Linked DNA regions of Homo sapiens: all the other regions are linked to region 1. Evidence: read pairs that join two places in POLR2A ChIA-PET (ENCODE). Cell type or tissue: MCF 10A. All regions are shown on one strand. Region 1 has its middle 110 kb from the start of GALNT15. Region 2 overlaps GALNT15 (polypeptide N-acetylgalactosaminyltransferase 15). Region 3 has its middle 26 kb from the start of GALNT15. Region 4 holds the start of ANKRD28 (ankyrin repeat domain 28).

What was found. Peaks named below come from ENCODE experiments on the same cell type or tissue, not always from the same donor. Only the 100,000 strongest peaks of a DNase experiment are listed, where the experiment ranks them.
Region 2: POLR2A ChIA-PET joins it to region 1 with 13 read pairs; 7 of 35 experiments call an interaction of 5 or more read pairs at or near these places.
Region 3: POLR2A ChIA-PET joins it to region 1 with 10 read pairs; 6 of 35 experiments call an interaction of 5 or more read pairs at or near these places.
Region 4: POLR2A ChIA-PET joins it to region 1 with 10 read pairs; 4 of 35 experiments call an interaction of 5 or more read pairs at or near these places.

What each region holds. Positions count from the first base shown.
Region 1 is chr3:16,058,256-16,062,255 of GRCh38, reverse strand. No RefSeq gene overlaps it. Among named protein-coding and RNA genes, the nearest start is that of GALNT15, 110 kb to the left of the region's middle. RefSeq lists an enhancer at 1,406-2,605. In MCF 10A, no CTCF peak of the experiment used is centred here; DNase peaks (open chromatin) are centred at 1,205 and 1,735.
Region 2 is chr3:16,181,457-16,185,456 of GRCh38, reverse strand. The region is part of intron 1 of GALNT15 (polypeptide N-acetylgalactosaminyltransferase 15); the gene reads right to left. Among named protein-coding and RNA genes, the nearest start is that of GALNT15, 8.8 kb to the right of the region's middle. In MCF 10A, no CTCF peak of the experiment used is centred here; a DNase peak (open chromatin) is centred at 1,616.
Region 3 is chr3:16,146,680-16,150,679 of GRCh38, reverse strand. No RefSeq gene overlaps it. Among named protein-coding and RNA genes, the nearest start is that of GALNT15, 26 kb to the left of the region's middle. In MCF 10A, no CTCF peak of the experiment used is centred here; a DNase peak (open chromatin) is centred at 1,699.
Region 4 is chr3:15,796,494-15,800,493 of GRCh38, reverse strand. It overlaps ANKRD28 (ankyrin repeat domain 28), which reads left to right and starts at 2,515. Exons shown (of 28, transcript NM_001349278.2): 1 at 2,515-4,000. The coding sequence starts at 3,973. In MCF 10A, a CTCF peak has its summit at 2,354; DNase peaks (open chromatin) are centred at 2,423 and 3,213.

The sequences.
Region 1 (4,000 bases):
TGAAAAACAGCAGGCATACAGAAAATAAAACTGCTTCATGGAATATCAAAAAACAGTCTTGCAACCACCAGCCATGTCAAAAAAGAGAACATTCCAGCATCCCAGGAACCCCCTCTCATACTCCTTTCCCTTCTAAAAGTAACCAATATCCTGACTTTTATGGGAATCATTTACTTGTTTTTCATTATAATATGATACATATATCCTATATATCACCAAACTATGCATTCCTAAGCACTATGGTTTAACTTTTCCTAACTTTGAGTTTTACAGTGTAACACCACAGTGCATACTCTTTTGTGTGTAACTTTTTTTCCTGAATATTTTGTCTGTGTTTCAGCCATGTTGCATGCAGCCGTAGTTCATTCATTTTCATGGCTGTATAGTATTTGCACTCATTGAATTGTGTCCCCCAAAAAGTTCACATCCACATAGAACCTCAGAAAGTGACCTCATTTGGAAACAGGACCTTTGCAGATGTAATCAGTTAAAATGATTCATACCGGATTGGGGGGCCCTTAATCTGATGACTGTTGTCTTTATAAGATGTTCATGTGAAGACATTGAGAGAAACAGGGAGAGTACCATGTGAAGATGGGGGCAGAGATGGGAGTGATGACAGCTACAAGCCAGGGAATGCCAAGGATTGCAGGCAAAGACCAGAAGCTGGGAGACAGGCATGGAGCAGATTCTCCCCGAGAACCTCCAGAAGGAACCAACCCTCCTGATACCTTGATTTTACACTTCTAGCCTCCTCAATTGTGAAATGATAAATTCCTGTTATTTTAAGCCACACAGTTTGTACTAATTTGTTATGGCAGCCCTAGGAAATGAATATAGTATTCCACTGTATAAACAGCTGCAGTTTACTTATAAATATACCACCATTTCTTGATCCATTCTGACGTTGATGTCGTTTGGTTAGTTTCTCATTTGGAGCTATTATGAGCAATGCCACTGTGAACATTGTTGTTCATGTGTCCTGGTGCAAGGATGTGCACTTCTCTGGATGACATGCCTCCACTGCCACCCTGCTTCCTGAGCAGTCAGCCCTCTATGGCTATAGCAGTAGAAATTCTGGGTCCTGGTAATGAAACAACTCAGATAAAGCAGAAAAAGACAACAGTGCAGCTAGCCAGAGCCCTGCTGGTGATGCACCCTCTGATTCACTGCAGCTCCAGCCAAGCTTCTCCTGCATGAATTCTCCATTCCTCCATCCCTGACCTTGCTGTGGCCCTGACTCCAGCAATCACTACCTCCCACTGACAGGGGAGGATCCTCTCCCTGATTTTGGCTCTGCCCTGCCTCCACCAGAGTCTCTACACCCCCTTTAGTCCCTTTCTTTTTTTTCTTTTTTTTTTTTTTTGCTAGCTGATCGAGTTTGGAACTGGTCTGTTCTTTGTTGCCCCCCTGGACTCAGCCATAGCATCTCAGACCAAAAGTTCCTAACAATGGTCCCTCCTTGCAAGGAGAGGCTTCCTGAATTATTTTCTCCCCCATTTACCAGGAAATCCACTGATTTTAGAGATTTTCCACCCCTAAGGACAGTAAGAACCTGAGGGCAGAGAGTGTAAGGCATCACGGGGCAGGAGAGGTGAGCATCTATGTGGTGGAAGCTGGGGTGCCGATGCACGTGGCTGCAACAGCATCTCCCAGTGGCCAAGTCACAGGGGAAGAAAAGAATGTTTGTGTCAACCACCAAAGGGCTGAGGTAAACAGTTGTCTTCACTCACTGCCCATTCCTGAAGATGAGTCACTTCCCAAACTTCCAGAGCTGTGACGACAATTGTTTATCTGACATGGACATTGAGCTTGTTTTCATTGCTGCAATACCATCTCAAAGCACACTGGGTTGTCCTTCTTCTGAGTAACAACATCCTCTTATTATGAATTCTGTATTTCATTTGGACCCACCTTCTTAGCATTTGTATTACTCCGTACAACTTGTTCTAGGAAATTGTGAAAATAGCAATATTGAGGTAAATAGAATTCTTTTTCTTTTTCATTTATTTTTAGGAAAATCTTACTGCTTTGATTTTAAAATCTGATGACAAATCTGTGGTTAACCCCACCCATCACTGTGCTGAAGAAAGAAATTGGATATTTTTTCTGTGGAATTTCAGCAGTCAATACTCTTTCCTTATTGCTCAAAGTCCTCCCACAGAGAAGTTCTGGGGAAATAGAGAGAAGGCAAAGGGTGGCAGTTGGGAGCCAAAATGCTTAGAGTTATAGTAAATGCAAAATGTGTTAAAAAGAACCTTGAGCTTTCAGTGGTACCACTGTCTTATATCCAACTCACAGAGCAATGTGGTGGGGGATGTATCAGGCAAGGTTCAATCAAGGAAGCATGACCACGATGAATGATGTAGAAAAACACAGATTTGCAATAGAGATTGGACCTGGAGTCATGATGGGAGCTGGTGGAGATGTCTGTGCAAGGCTGTTCCCTCTGCATTTGGTGGGCCAATCCTGAAGTTGCTATGGGTCAGCAGGCCAGGCTGTTTGGATGGAAAGCTGGGCATGAAGTGCAAAAAAGCAAGGAAAACGAAAATCTGTGAAGACAAAGAGGAATCCATAAGGACCAACTGAAATCCACAGGGACCAACTGCAAGTCATATCTGTCTTCTACCATCTCAATCTCAACCACATCGGTGACCCGCAAGCTGGGATCCTCCATCATGGAGTGACACACACTCCTGGCCAGAGCAGCTACAGGAGGAGGTCCAGAAGGAGGAGAGGAGGTGCAGGCCCAGCTGCTGCCCTGTGTAGGTCCGTGATGAGTGAAGACTGCAGCAGCCCCTTGTGTCCGACACCGACCTCCAGACAGTGATGGCTGATGCTCCACATTCACCTTCCAAATCTCACGCAGATTCCTCACATGGCACTCCTAATCTAGACCATACAGGGGAAGGAATTCTGGGAAATGTAGTTCTAGTAGCTAAGTTGACACAATACAAAACCATCACAGTGGTGGAGTCAGAAATACCAGGCAGATAGTTAAGTATGGTGCTCCCTTCTAGAGGCACCACTAAGCTAACACGCATACACTGCTTACAATGTGCCAGACACTCTTCCCAGCACTTGACACACACCAACTCATTCAATCCTCTGAACAGCCTGATGAAGTAGTTACTTTCATTATTCCTATTTCATAGATGAAAAGCTAAGGCACAGAGAAGACCACAAAGATAGTAAGAGGCAGACAAATTCTAGCATGATAGTGGTCATACTGGGCAGCCCTTCATCTGTACTTTTTATGGCCTGCTATTTTTAAATCCTGAATCCTGCTTTCTTCTAGTTTTCTGTTTTAATATGCTGTTCCCTCTCTGTCAGATCTGGGGGCCCTGACTGAATTTTCTTATGAGTGAATTATTCTGGTATGACTATAGCTCTCCTCTTCCCTGTAATCCATGTGAAAAGAAATGTATGTCTTTTCTCATATTGTCTTAATTCCAGGATAAAAATTTCTGCCTGAAAATAACTCACCTAAGTATTAACTAGGTTTATTTCTCAAGATCATATAAGGAAGTGATTAAGAGTATGGAATTTAGAGGCAGATTTGAATTCCATCTGCACTGGTCACTAGCTGAATGATCCTGGTCAAGTCATAGGCAAATTGGCTATTATTATTATTATTATTTGTAGCAGCCATTTATTGCTGGGTAACAAATCAACCCAAAACTCGGTGACTTAAACAACAATCATTAATTCTTGCTTGTGTGTTCAAAGGTTGGGTGTGGTTCTGTTAATCTAGTCTAGCATCAGCTAGGTATCTCTGAAGCAAGTTGAAGGTACAGCTGGGCTTGGCTCCTCACTGATTTGGGGCTCATGTCTACTCCATGTGTGTTCATCATTGCTAGGAGGCAGGAGCTTCCCAGGACAAGCTCTTCTCATGGTAATGGTAGAGATACAAGACAGGCAAACAGAATCAAGTACTGTCACTTAAGACAGACCCAAAACTTTGCCATATTATCACTTTCACTCACATTCCATTGGCTAA
Region 2 (4,000 bases), 120 kb before region 1:
AGGGAACTTATTGAGGATGTTGTCCCCCTGTCACTTGTTATCTCCACTTTGATGCTTTGGAAGAAAAGTCCTTGCAGATATAAGTGCCACAAAATACTTTCCTTCATCTGAGCAACAGTGTGCTTCCTCCTCATGAAGAATACAAATAAGAATATCGTCTTTTTTTATTTTTCAGTGTGGCTGCCAGGAAGCTCAGAGTAAGGAAACAGGATATTTATTCATTGAGGAGGCTCTAGACAGGACTGCCTATCTTCATTCTGATTTTCTCTTTAATCTTCACCTTCCATCTCTCTATCAAGTCATTTAACAGATATTTATTGACAGCCTATTATGTGTTAGGACTGAAAGATGAATGAAATAGACATGATGCCTGACCACAATCTGTGGTGCCCCTGCCCATATCCTCTTGGGCCATCTCATTATGATACAGGACGGCCCAACTTCTAATGGCCCTAGGGCTTTCTCTGGCTGACCAGTGTGATTTCCCCAGTCAGAGCATCCCTGAAGAGCTGGAAAATTAACCCCTACCCCACCCCAGTGAGCTGTGCTCAGCCAGTGATTGAAAAGAGTTGGTTTATTAAACACCCAGCACCCTCACCCCTAAGGGCAGAGGGTAGGAAGCGCTGAGATGCATGCATGTTCTACACTGTCTCCAAGGGCTGAGCTCCAGCTGCCCACAGAGGTAGCTGCCTTGAACACATGCCTCTCTCAGGCATCTCTGCTCCGCTTTCCTGAGCCCCTACCCGTGCTTCTTGGGATAACCGGCAAAATGAAGCCTTCTTTCAGGATCTTCTTTAGGGGAAACCTAAACTAAGATAGCCCCTAATAGCATGGAGTTTATGTCCTATTAAACATAACCAAATCATTATTCAGCAGCTGTAGTGAGACGTTCTGGATGTAGGGACGTGAAATCAAAGCCAAGACCTGAAGGGTGGGTAGGACACAGCCCAGAGAGAGAGTGCAGGTGGGGAATGAATGACATGCCTGGCAGGTGTCACAGCCTCTGCTAAGGCCCAGAGGTGGGAAAGGGCTGGCATGTACCAGGAACTGAAGGAAAGACATTCATAGCATTGCTGAGCCAACCAATGAGGCAGAGCATGGCAAAGGCTCTTGAACATCATAAAGCAAGGCCCCAAGTGACTAGGGACTTATGCAGAGGATCCAGGAAGAAATGTATGTTTTTATTGTTAAATAATGAGGCTAACTTCTCTGCTTCAACGAAATATCCGGTGAATATTTTACTATCTCGGTTTGTATGTGTCACTCAAGTGTCCAAAACCCCACCCCTGACCTCCTTTGTTCATCCTTTGAGTGGGAGCAGCGGGACAGGAACAACCAAGGGCTTTGGACTCAAATCAACCTGGGCTTAATCCCTAATTAGCCAACACAGGGATGTTGATACCTTTCTCCAGCCCAGGGGTGTGTCCTGGATTGAAAGGGATAATCTTAGCCTAAGAGAGCTGTTCTGCAGGCTAGCTTTATATCTTCACACTCCAAGATCAGAGGAGTCTGGTGTCTTGTGTTTACATACAGATGCACACCCTCTTTTCCTGCAGCTCCAGGATCCCCTGTGAACTTGGAAAAATGCATTTGGATGATGGCTCTGAAGAGAATGAGTCACAGCATTGCACCAGATGGCCTGGCTGTAGTACTGACGCTCTTCCCTCCCTCCCCTTGCCTGGCCAGAGTAGAAAGGTTTCTGCCAGGTTTCCTAAAGCTGTTTTGGGGATACTGACTCCCAGTTCCTATCAAATCAGTGGAGGCGCCCCACTCGGATAGGCTTCTCTATCTCAGCCCTGATCCCACTGATGTACCAGCCTGTTTGCTTGTCTGCATCCCCCAGTGCACCCCAAGCTTCTTGGGGTTGGGGCTGGGTATTGCTTACCTTCTTACTTCTGATAGTTGTTCAATAGCTATTTGTTCACTGAAGGAAGAAAGACACTGAACTTGTTCTCAGGAAGTGTGTAAGTTGGTTGTCAAGATTAACAGGGGAGTAATCCCACAGAGCCAAGTTCCTCCATTGCAAGAAAATCCTAGCTTGCCTGTAATTGGTGGCACTTATCTTGGGAACACCATACCAACTTCTAGGCCAGGCCTGAGGCTGCTAGGGCTGGGACACAGCCTGGAGCTGAGGCCTTAGAAGAATGGATGAAGAAGCTTGCAGACAAGAGAGATGGGAGGAAAGGGCTGGAGTCTGCAGTGGAGGCTGATTCTGCCAGCCTGTCATTCTCCATCAGTGGACAGACGTCACAAGGTACATGCCATCCCCTTCTCTTTGTGCAGGTTCTCCAAACTCTCACAGCTCACTTCTGGAGGGGTTCAGGGGATCCTTGGCTTGCTCTGATCCTGGCATCTACCTCTGAACCAGAGACAGGCACACACTGGGAGTCACTGGTCTGAACACTGACCGGAGGCCTATGAAGCATCTTGGAGCCATAGTTCCACCTAACAGGGACAGCCTCCCCAGGCTAGCGGCCAGAGAAACCTGCCAGATCCTCCATCTCAAGAAGTGTGAGCTTTAGACATGCAAAAAGTGAGCAGTTGATAGCAGGTCATAGAGCAGACAGTAACCCAAAGACGGGGTGGTAGAAGCCAAGACGTAGCTCAGTGCCTCTCCGGTGTCCATATGCCCTTGAACCATCCGGGACCTCATTAAATGTAGACTTAGGTCAAGTAGGTCTGGGGTGGGGCCTGAGATTCTGCATTTCTGGTGAGCTCCCAGGTAATGCTGATGCTGTTGGTTCCTGGACCACAGTTAGAGTAGAGGGCAGTGGTTGTTAGTGACAAGACAATAGGAGGTGAGCTGACAGATGTACAGAATACTTGGCCAGGTTCTAGGGCCCCTACTGCTGCAGGATGTCAGGAAGGCCAAGTCCCCAAAGGAACTGTGGATCGTGGGTCTCCCTCCTGTCCACCTCCTTCAACCTTGTCTGGACAGTTCCCTGTTCCTTACTTACTTCCTGTGTAAACTTGCAGTAACTCCATCACCTTAAGTGACTTGAGCATCTCTGTTCTTAGTCACCTAAAGTGGCCTAAGCAGTGGTCCTCAGCCTGGTTACACATTAGAATCACTTAGAGAGTGAGTTCCTGTGAATCACATTTACTTGGTCTGCTTTGGAGCCTTGACATGACGACTCATTGGTTCTAATGTGAGTGGGGGCTGTGAACCACTGGCCTCATAATGGCTCTCAAACTTTAACATGAATGGAAATCACCTAGGGATCCTGTTAAAGTAGAGATTTCATCTAGTAGGTTTAAGTGGGGTCTGAAGGGTCTGCATTTCTGAGGCTGCAGGTCTGAGGACCACACTGTGAGTGGCACTGGAGTAAATAACATCAATTCCTCCCACCCCAGGACAAGGTGCAGATTAACCACATCTAATCTAACCCCCAAGGCCAGCTGGGTTTGTCCTGAAGTGCAGGGTAAGACCCTACCACACTTGTTACCATGAATGCATTTGACCCAAAAAAGGGCGCTATATAGTCAGCTCTGTCTACGCTGCAACCCCACTGCGGGGTGATGGATCCAGAGTGGAGGTCCAGAGGAGGTACTGCCTCTGCTGCGGCCACTGTGGACTCGAGGGCTGGAAGGTTGGTGTTTGTGGCATCCCTTCACGACTTGGACAGCCAGGCCCCATAAGCACCACTCACACTGCCCATACTGGGTTGTCTTCCCTCTCTTGTGGGGGGAATTGAGCTAAGTTCCAGCCCCAGGTCTCAAGCCCAGCTTGTTCCTGTTCTTGTCCCTCATCCCGAAGGGCATGTCTGCTCTCTTGGATTTACTGATGCCCTGTCAGCTGCCTCCTTCCTCTTTTGCAGGCCAGGCTATCACAGCCAACAAGGGGTGTGGGGAGTCATCTTGGGGTGAATCACGGCCTGGCAGGACAGAGTCTTCACAGGGAACTGAGTGGACCCCGCGTGGATTGCAACACCATCTTCTACTTGACAACAAAGCTGCAGCCAAGGCGACTCTCCCGCCCCTGCCCTTCCCTCTGACCCCT
Region 3 (4,000 bases), 88 kb before region 1:
CTTTATTGGTGGTTTGCACCTGGCCTCACTAGTTTGAGCAGCCAGACTTGCCTACTTACAGAGCCACATAGCTCTTTGCAGTGGGTTCTCCTGAAGCCAAGATTCCTAGCACAGATCTTGGCAGTTCAATCCAGAGATTCAACATGGGCTGTGGGCACAAAGATTGGGCCCTTGTGGACAAACCTGGTGCTGCAGAATGCCTGTCAGACCTACACTGCTTCCCTGCATTCTCTTTCATTCCCTGTTGCCTTTAAATAAAAGCCTTATGTGAGTATACTCTGTAGAGCCTAGGAGATCCTTTCAAATATCTGAACTGGGGAAAATATACCCACTCTAACTGAAAACACATACGAAAGAAGATTCTGGAAAGAGTAGGTTGGCCTAGCTAATTGACACACTACAAAGTCACTGAAGTGTCCAGGGGCTTCGGTGTTCTGTGGCTGCCATCTTGATATAGAGATGGCTGCTGTTGGTACAGGGAGCAAGGACCCAGACCTAGGACTCTTCAGATACAACATTCCACTCATGCATGGGAAAACCAGAACCGGTGGAGTCTTAGAGGAAATAAAGACTTGTTGATTTCCTCAAGTTTACCCTTGTGATTCTACAGCTAAAAAATACGGCATTTCTTACTAGTTTCTAATGCTACTGAAGAGAATGAGAATGCAGAAGGGGTCTGCTTTGCCTTTGAAAGTTCTCTCTAGAGGCCGGGCGCGGTGGCTCACGCCTGTAATCCCAGCACTTTGGGAGGCCGAGGCGGGCGGATCACGAGGTCAGGAGATCGAGACCACGGTGAAACCCCGTCTCTACTAAAAATACAAAAAATTAGCCGGGCACAGTGGCGGGCGCCTGTAGTCCCAGCTACTCGGGAGGCTGAGGCAGGAGAATGGCGTGAACCCGGAAGGCGGAGCTTGCAGTGAGCGGAGATCGCGCCACAGCACTCCCGCCTGGGCGACAGAACGAGACTCCGTCTCAAAAAAAAAAAAAAAAAGAAAGAAAGTTCTCTCTAGAAAGAGCAGAAAGATAGGAGAAAACTAGAACTGCCAAGGGCAAGGTACAATATGGTAGATTTTGGTTCAATCAGTGGGAGAATTTTGTGCCAATAAGAGTAAGGGTTCAACCCATAAAGGAATTGCCTTGCAAGGAGCTGAGTCCACTTTTTTGACTTGATAGTTTTGAGTCAAGGTTTAACAACATTCATCGAATCATCCATTTATCCTTCCACACATCTATCCATCCAGTTATTGATTTATGAATGCAATAATTCACCAACATTTATTGACTACCAATTATGTTCCAGGTGCTGTGTTGGGTTGTGGAATTACAGCCCAGGGAGGAAGGCCCCTGGGGTTATTGACCACCTACTATGTGCTGGGTACTGCATTAGGTGCTAGAGTTTAGAGCCTGGGGTCCTGATCTGGGGACTCGTGAGAATTCTTCAGTTCCAAGCCACTGCCCTTAAGTGGATCTCCTAATTTGTGAGTCCCAGTCTGTTTCATCCTACCAGCCATGACTCCTTGACTTAGAGCAAACCATAGGGCTCCTGTAACCATTAAGAATGTGTTTTCTTGGCTGGGGCCAGGAGGGCTGGGCTGTTCTGGGCTGTGACCTCATTGTTTACCATCATTTAAAAAGATCTTCTGCCTCCCTTCTGTAGGCTGGATCAGAGCCAGAGACAGCAGGGTGGATGTGTGAAATAAACTCCAGCCAGCGTTACTATAATCTTGAACACCAAAACAATGGGTCACACGCCTACAGCTCCTGACTTCTTGGCAGCTTGGTGGGGCCTGAGCGCTTCCACTTTACCGTTTGAGATGGAGAGGCACTAGAAACAACTAATCTGTGAACATTTACAGTGTAAAATCCAAGTAGTTAGGGAGGAGATGAATTGATGAGCACTCAAATCTTAGCCCTCTGGGAAAGACTAGAAAATATCTTTAGCTTGACATTTAAATCTCTGATATGATCCAGATGCTGTCAATTTACCAAACACCTCTCCCCAAACTCGCAGAGCACCTGGAAGGGGAAGGGTGAGGTGTTGTAGGAAATGCAGTCTCAGGAGGACAAGGAGGGCAACGGTCCCTGAGCTGCGTGGGCTGGGCTTTACTCCTTGAATGTTCTTTGTACTGTGTGCCAATTTGCAAGGGTGGGACTGTCTCTAAAGGGGGCTTTTGAAAATCATGTACTCTCCTGGAAACATGAGATGGTCCCTGAAAGAGGCAATGTGCAAGGCTGGAGAAAACTTGCTAATAAGCAAGGTGTTCATCGGTCCAGAATGTAGGCATTCCCTGACTCGAGAGAGGAGGCAAGGCTGAGTTCCCCTACACAGAGTTCCCATTGCCCACGGGAGCCTTCAGTTAGGCCTCATGTTCAATTATGGGTTCAGAAGGCCGTATATTCAGATGGTTTGGGGCATAGAATGCATCAGGAGGGTACCTTGAATATATGAAGTAGGTTGGAAGTAGAGTAGGACTGGAGGAAATCCCTGGTAAGCTTGTCTGAGGAGGCTAGAATTGAAGTTTATGCGCCTGATTCTGGGTTGGTCAGAGTTGTGAGTGGGATTGGATCCCAGTCCAAACTCTGCCACTCATTCCCTATGTGGATCCTGGACAAGTCCCTTCAGCTTATTTATTCATCAAATGAAAGGGCTGCATTGGATGTTCACCCAGATAATTTTCAGCACTAGGATTCTATGATGGAAAGTGGGCATACAGTTCATGGACTGAGTTGTAAATGTTGCTTATAATATGGAGGGTTTGCCTTAGCCATTTGTACAGAACCTCTGAATAGTCATGCAGCTGGAAGAAAGTGAAGACATCTTGAACACCCTACATAGCCTCCTTGCTTTCTGAACAATAGAGCTCTTGGAATAACCAAGTTCCTGGCATCTGCAAATAAAACTCCATGGAGAATCAAGTCATCAGTCACAAAGAGCTGTAACTTCAGGCATTTAAGACTATCCTGCATTCCGGTTAAAAATGCCCATGCTCTTGGTTCAGAATATTGATTTAAGTTTTAAATTACATTTGCATATTGATATCAAAAGCCCTTCTCATAACCCTGAAAATAAATCAAATAAATTAATTGGAACAACTATGGCAACACTCCACCCCAGCAGTGAAATCACTCTCCTAGAGTCCTGAGTTGAGCTTGTAACCCGGTAGAGAGAATCATAGCCTTGACTGGGGAGGATGGTGTGCTGTTGAAGGCAAGTGTCTACCACAGCTGTGTGAAGAGGCCAGAAGACAGTGTCAGAGAGAAGGCTGAAAGGCACTTCCTGGGTTGGGCATTAGTACTTTTTCTGCATGAGTCAGGGAGAAAAGCATTGCAACCTGAGGAGGTAGCTTTGCATCAAAAACCAGAAGCTCTGCCTCTTCCTAATAATAGCATTACCATTTGCATTTTATTTGTTTATTTATTATTCCCTTCTTCACTTCTGAAAGGATTTGTGGCAGCTGGTGTATACATTCAATTCAATCAGACAAAATAAATAGCTAAGTACATGGGGTTGAAGGGAAAGTAGGCTCAGGAAGTAAGATAAAAACAGAAATGAAGTTAGCAAAGTAAGTATAAATCTGTACAATTCCTAGAAGTGAGCTACAAATTGACTCTGAGCTTCCTAGCAGCCAGTGTAAAGGAAGGAACATGGTTAGTCATCAGACTCACAGTATCCACAGTGCAAGAATATTCCAATTGGACAGTCAATAGAGCCTCCTGATCATTGTCTGTGAAACCAGGAGCTTTCAGAGTTTTAGTCTTTAAATGGCAAGAACCTGGAGAGAAAATATTTAAATTGATCATCAAAAGCAGTGCCAAATGCTTTGATAATCAAGAAAATAGAACAGGGCTGATATTCTTTTGGGTCTTAAAATACCTGCTTATGCCATGGTGCATGTCCATAATTCCGATTACTTGAAAGGCCAAGATGGGAAACTCACTTGAGGCCAGGAATTCCAGACCAGCCTGGGCAATATAATGAGACCCTGTCCCTCCAAAAAAA
Region 4 (4,000 bases), 260 kb after region 1:
TGGCTTCACAAGGGATATCATTCAGCTATCCCAAATATCCATAACAGTAAGGTTATCTTGTTTAGATTTCACAACACTATGAAGTAAATTCTGTTAATGTCATTTAATAGATGTTAAAATGAGCACAGAGAGGTTACTAAATAAGTGAGTAGCCCAGGATCCCAGAATTAGGTTAGTGGGAAGCCTGGATTAGAACTTCAGGCAATTTGACCACAAAATAGCCTACATTCTCAAGCACTGTACTGTTACTCTATTTCTCTTAGACAAAAATCTTTGCAGGTTATTTTTTTCTTATATAAGTGTCAAGAAATTTAGGCTTAGGGAATTTAAGTGGTTTGTCCAAGGACACAGCTAGGAAATGATGGAAGCAGAATTGAACTTCAGGTGGGCTGACTCCTGAGCCCTTAGTTTTAACCATCACCCCATACCTTTGTTTTATATCCTGTCAACTTCTGAAATTTTAATTGTTCACTTATTAGAGATATGAAACTCACTTTGTTGCACCTTAATGCCACCTATATTTTCTGGTTAAAATATATGTATACCAACACACCCCCACTATTCTTGTTTATAAATCTCCACCCTTCCAGAGTCTCGTGACGACAGAATTCATTTCAATGAAATTATTTATAGGTGGAAGAAAGTGGAAGGAGACAATATGTATGAACACAGTCCCTACCTTCAAGGAGTTTGTTTTCTGGTTGGGAAAGACCTAAGTGTGGAGGTTGACTTAGAACAAGAAACAGGATGTACCTGCTTAAGTCTAAGTAGGTGAACTTAGGTACTAGATACTTTGGAACAAGTTAAGATTGTTAAGATAAAAAGAGATTTTGCTTTGTGGGCTTGGGAACCCTGAAGATGAAATATAGGATATTGTTACTATAGTTGTTTCACTTTCAGATATTTCAAATATTAAGATTTTTTGATTCAGCTATGTGGAGATGGATAACATAATTGATGTATGTTCAATATTTACATACCTTTAATTTGGCATAAAAGTATTTTATATATTTTAAAATATAACTAATGAATTGTTAGCATGTTTTAATTGGTACAAATATGTTAGAGTTATTGCTTCTTCCATAGATTGATACATTTTATAGCTTTCAATGGTTCTTGTTTTAAATTCTGACATTCTTATATTTGTATCATGCTGGGATTTTTTGTTTTTTTTTTCCTTTTTATGGTTTTAAGACTTGCTTTGAAGTACCCATTTAAAAATAACTCGTTTTAGAATATAGCAATAAATAGTATATTCCTTTGTTACCTAAACTTTTCACAACCTTTATAGGTTACCTGTTTGTTAAGATCACTTTTATAAGCTAGTATTACAGGTTGCAAAGATCTGGAGATGAGTGGAGAGAAGAGAGTGTGTCTGTATGTGTGTGTACTCAGTGATAGCAGAATAGATTAGAAAGAGTATGTGTTTAAAATAACACACAACTTTATTAATTTATACAACTTTGGGTAAAATACATCATTTCTGAGTCTGTTTTTCCCTCTATAATGGGAATACAGCAAGGTTATTGTATTAAATGAGAATGTACAGCACATAGCATATCACAGATGTTCAAAAGTAACTATTATGTTTATTATTGTTTATTAATAAAAATGCTAGTTAATATGAAGAACACAGATTGAAGGGGGACCATGGTATTTTCTTTGTAAGTTTTCTCTTGAGAAATATCCCCCATGTTGGGTAAACAGAGAAAGAAGAAAAAAAACGATGAAATGATTGGCTTTGACATTTATTTATGGCTTTGGGAAATTTATAGGGAGGGAGATTATTTGTATTACCCTGTGCCCTTTTGACATAGGTAATTCAGGACGAAGGACATTTTTTTTTTCATGTACCTCTTTAACAGATTTTTAAGGCTTTATTCCCTATCCAAATGGGAAGGTAGGATTATTTTATTTCTTCAGTGAAAAATCAAATGATTTATATAATTTTAGAGTTAGGATTTCTACATTATGAAATTTTTGCTTTTCCCTTTAAAATATGAATCAATGATTGATTAAATTCACCAATTTAGAAATTGTTAGACAATCTTAAATTTCATTTGTTTAAGCTTTGCATTCTAGAAAATAAAATACACCTGGCAGATTAAAACTGATCTTGGTAAAAATATGAATAAAACAATTTCATGGTTTTTATAATCTAATAAAATATTTCTCCATCTTTAAACCTTTTTTATGAGTCCATTGCAGGCATATTCTTACTGCAACTGTCATTATAGGGTTAAACATTTGCTTTATTGTAACACACGAAAGCAGTTAAGCCGTTTGGAATTGTTTACTTGCTAAAACCACTGTTAGTCAGCAGAGGCAGTACACCAGATTTCCTTGTGGCTTTTAGTGGAAAATGTTAAAAGCGCACTCATTTTTCAGTTATAGAATTTTTTAGTTTGATTTGGATTAGTCACAGAACTGGCATGAACCTTCTAATTGTGAAGGCTGTCCAAATGCACTATTTTTTTCTCCTGCTAGAGGAAGTTACATCCCGAGAAGTAGCTCAGATCTCTGGTAAGTGTAACATGTGAGCATTACTAGGCATTTCATCCTGTGGGTCTGCAGTCTTTGCTCTTCAGACTGTTGCTCCGTTGGAATGCTTCTGTGGGACTGATACTGAGGTTCTATAGATATTTTTTAAGGACCTACTCATTTGGGGATGTCAGTGGTGTTTTGCAAGATCATCTGAGGAACAGGAAAGCATTTGAAATCTGAAAAGGATAACTGTGGCGGTTTTCACAGTGGAAGGAAACTATATTGGCAAAGAGGCAGATGACTGAATAAAGTAGTTGGCTCAAAGAAGATGCACAGTCTGCTATTTTTTTCTCTGAATGAAGACTGTTTAATGGAAGCTGTATTCATGTGGAGATCAAAGGAAACACTGGAATGATACACTACTATGTTTTTCCCCCCCCTTTTTTTTTTTAAAGAAAACAAAAAGCCTGAAGCAGTAATTTGAGCTCAAATGCCTTCTAATTCCTTCACAGCCTGCTTGTTCTACTAGGATTCTCCACTAACACCATTTCTGCCTGGTGCCTGTGCCCTTTTGCTGGAGCAGCCACAGACAACTGCCTGATGGAGAAAGAATGAACGCTCTGCCTTGCTTATGCTATCGATGGGAATAAAGCTAACTGTGTTTCTTCTATTATATGGGAAACCTGGATTAATCAAGCTGTATTCTAGTACCAAGAGTCGTATTGTCTCTTGTGGTCTGACTCATCACATGTAAACGTACTGCAGCTTTGCTATTAATGCAGAGTGGTTTTTTTTTTTTTGTTTTTGTTTTTTGCCCCTTTCCCAAACACTGAAAGAATTGTTAACCTCTGAGCTTCATTTTCAGGATTTGTGCTGAGCTCTAGATCTTTTTTCTGTGAATAGTATCTGCATTAAACCAGTGATGAAGAAATGAAGACAAATTAGAAGTGGAAACAGAATAGTGAGATTTTATTTTTTATTTTCAATTATAAGCAAAACAGCTACTGGTAACTATATGACCTTGCAGGCAAGAGTGGGTATCGCTGTGATCATCTCTGTCACAGCAGTTGTTTCTCATTTCATTCTATATTGTGTGGTGTTGTGTCACCAAAAACAATGATTGTTTTGTGCAAGTAAATTTCAGAGATAGAGCAATAAGACTATTTTGGTAGAGGAAAAATATTTTTAAATGAGCTTGGACTCAGTTTTAGTTATTGACATGTTGGTGTGAAATTTCTTCTTAAGTATTGCAGTAATCCAACAGAAATAATAGAATTTCGTTATATTTAGGAAGTTACAAATTATGTAGTCATAATTTTAAACTTGTTTTTCCAGTAGTACTTATTAACTTTAAAAAAAAAAAAAACCCAGCTGTGCTGTTCAGAGAATGTTTGTAAGTGTTGTACAGAAGAGGAGGAAAAACTACTTGTGCTCTTCCAACTGTGACTTTTATCACATAGCTTGGAATTTAGTGTTTTAAAAGATCGAATGAGTCGAGTGTGTATTGTTGTTTTGG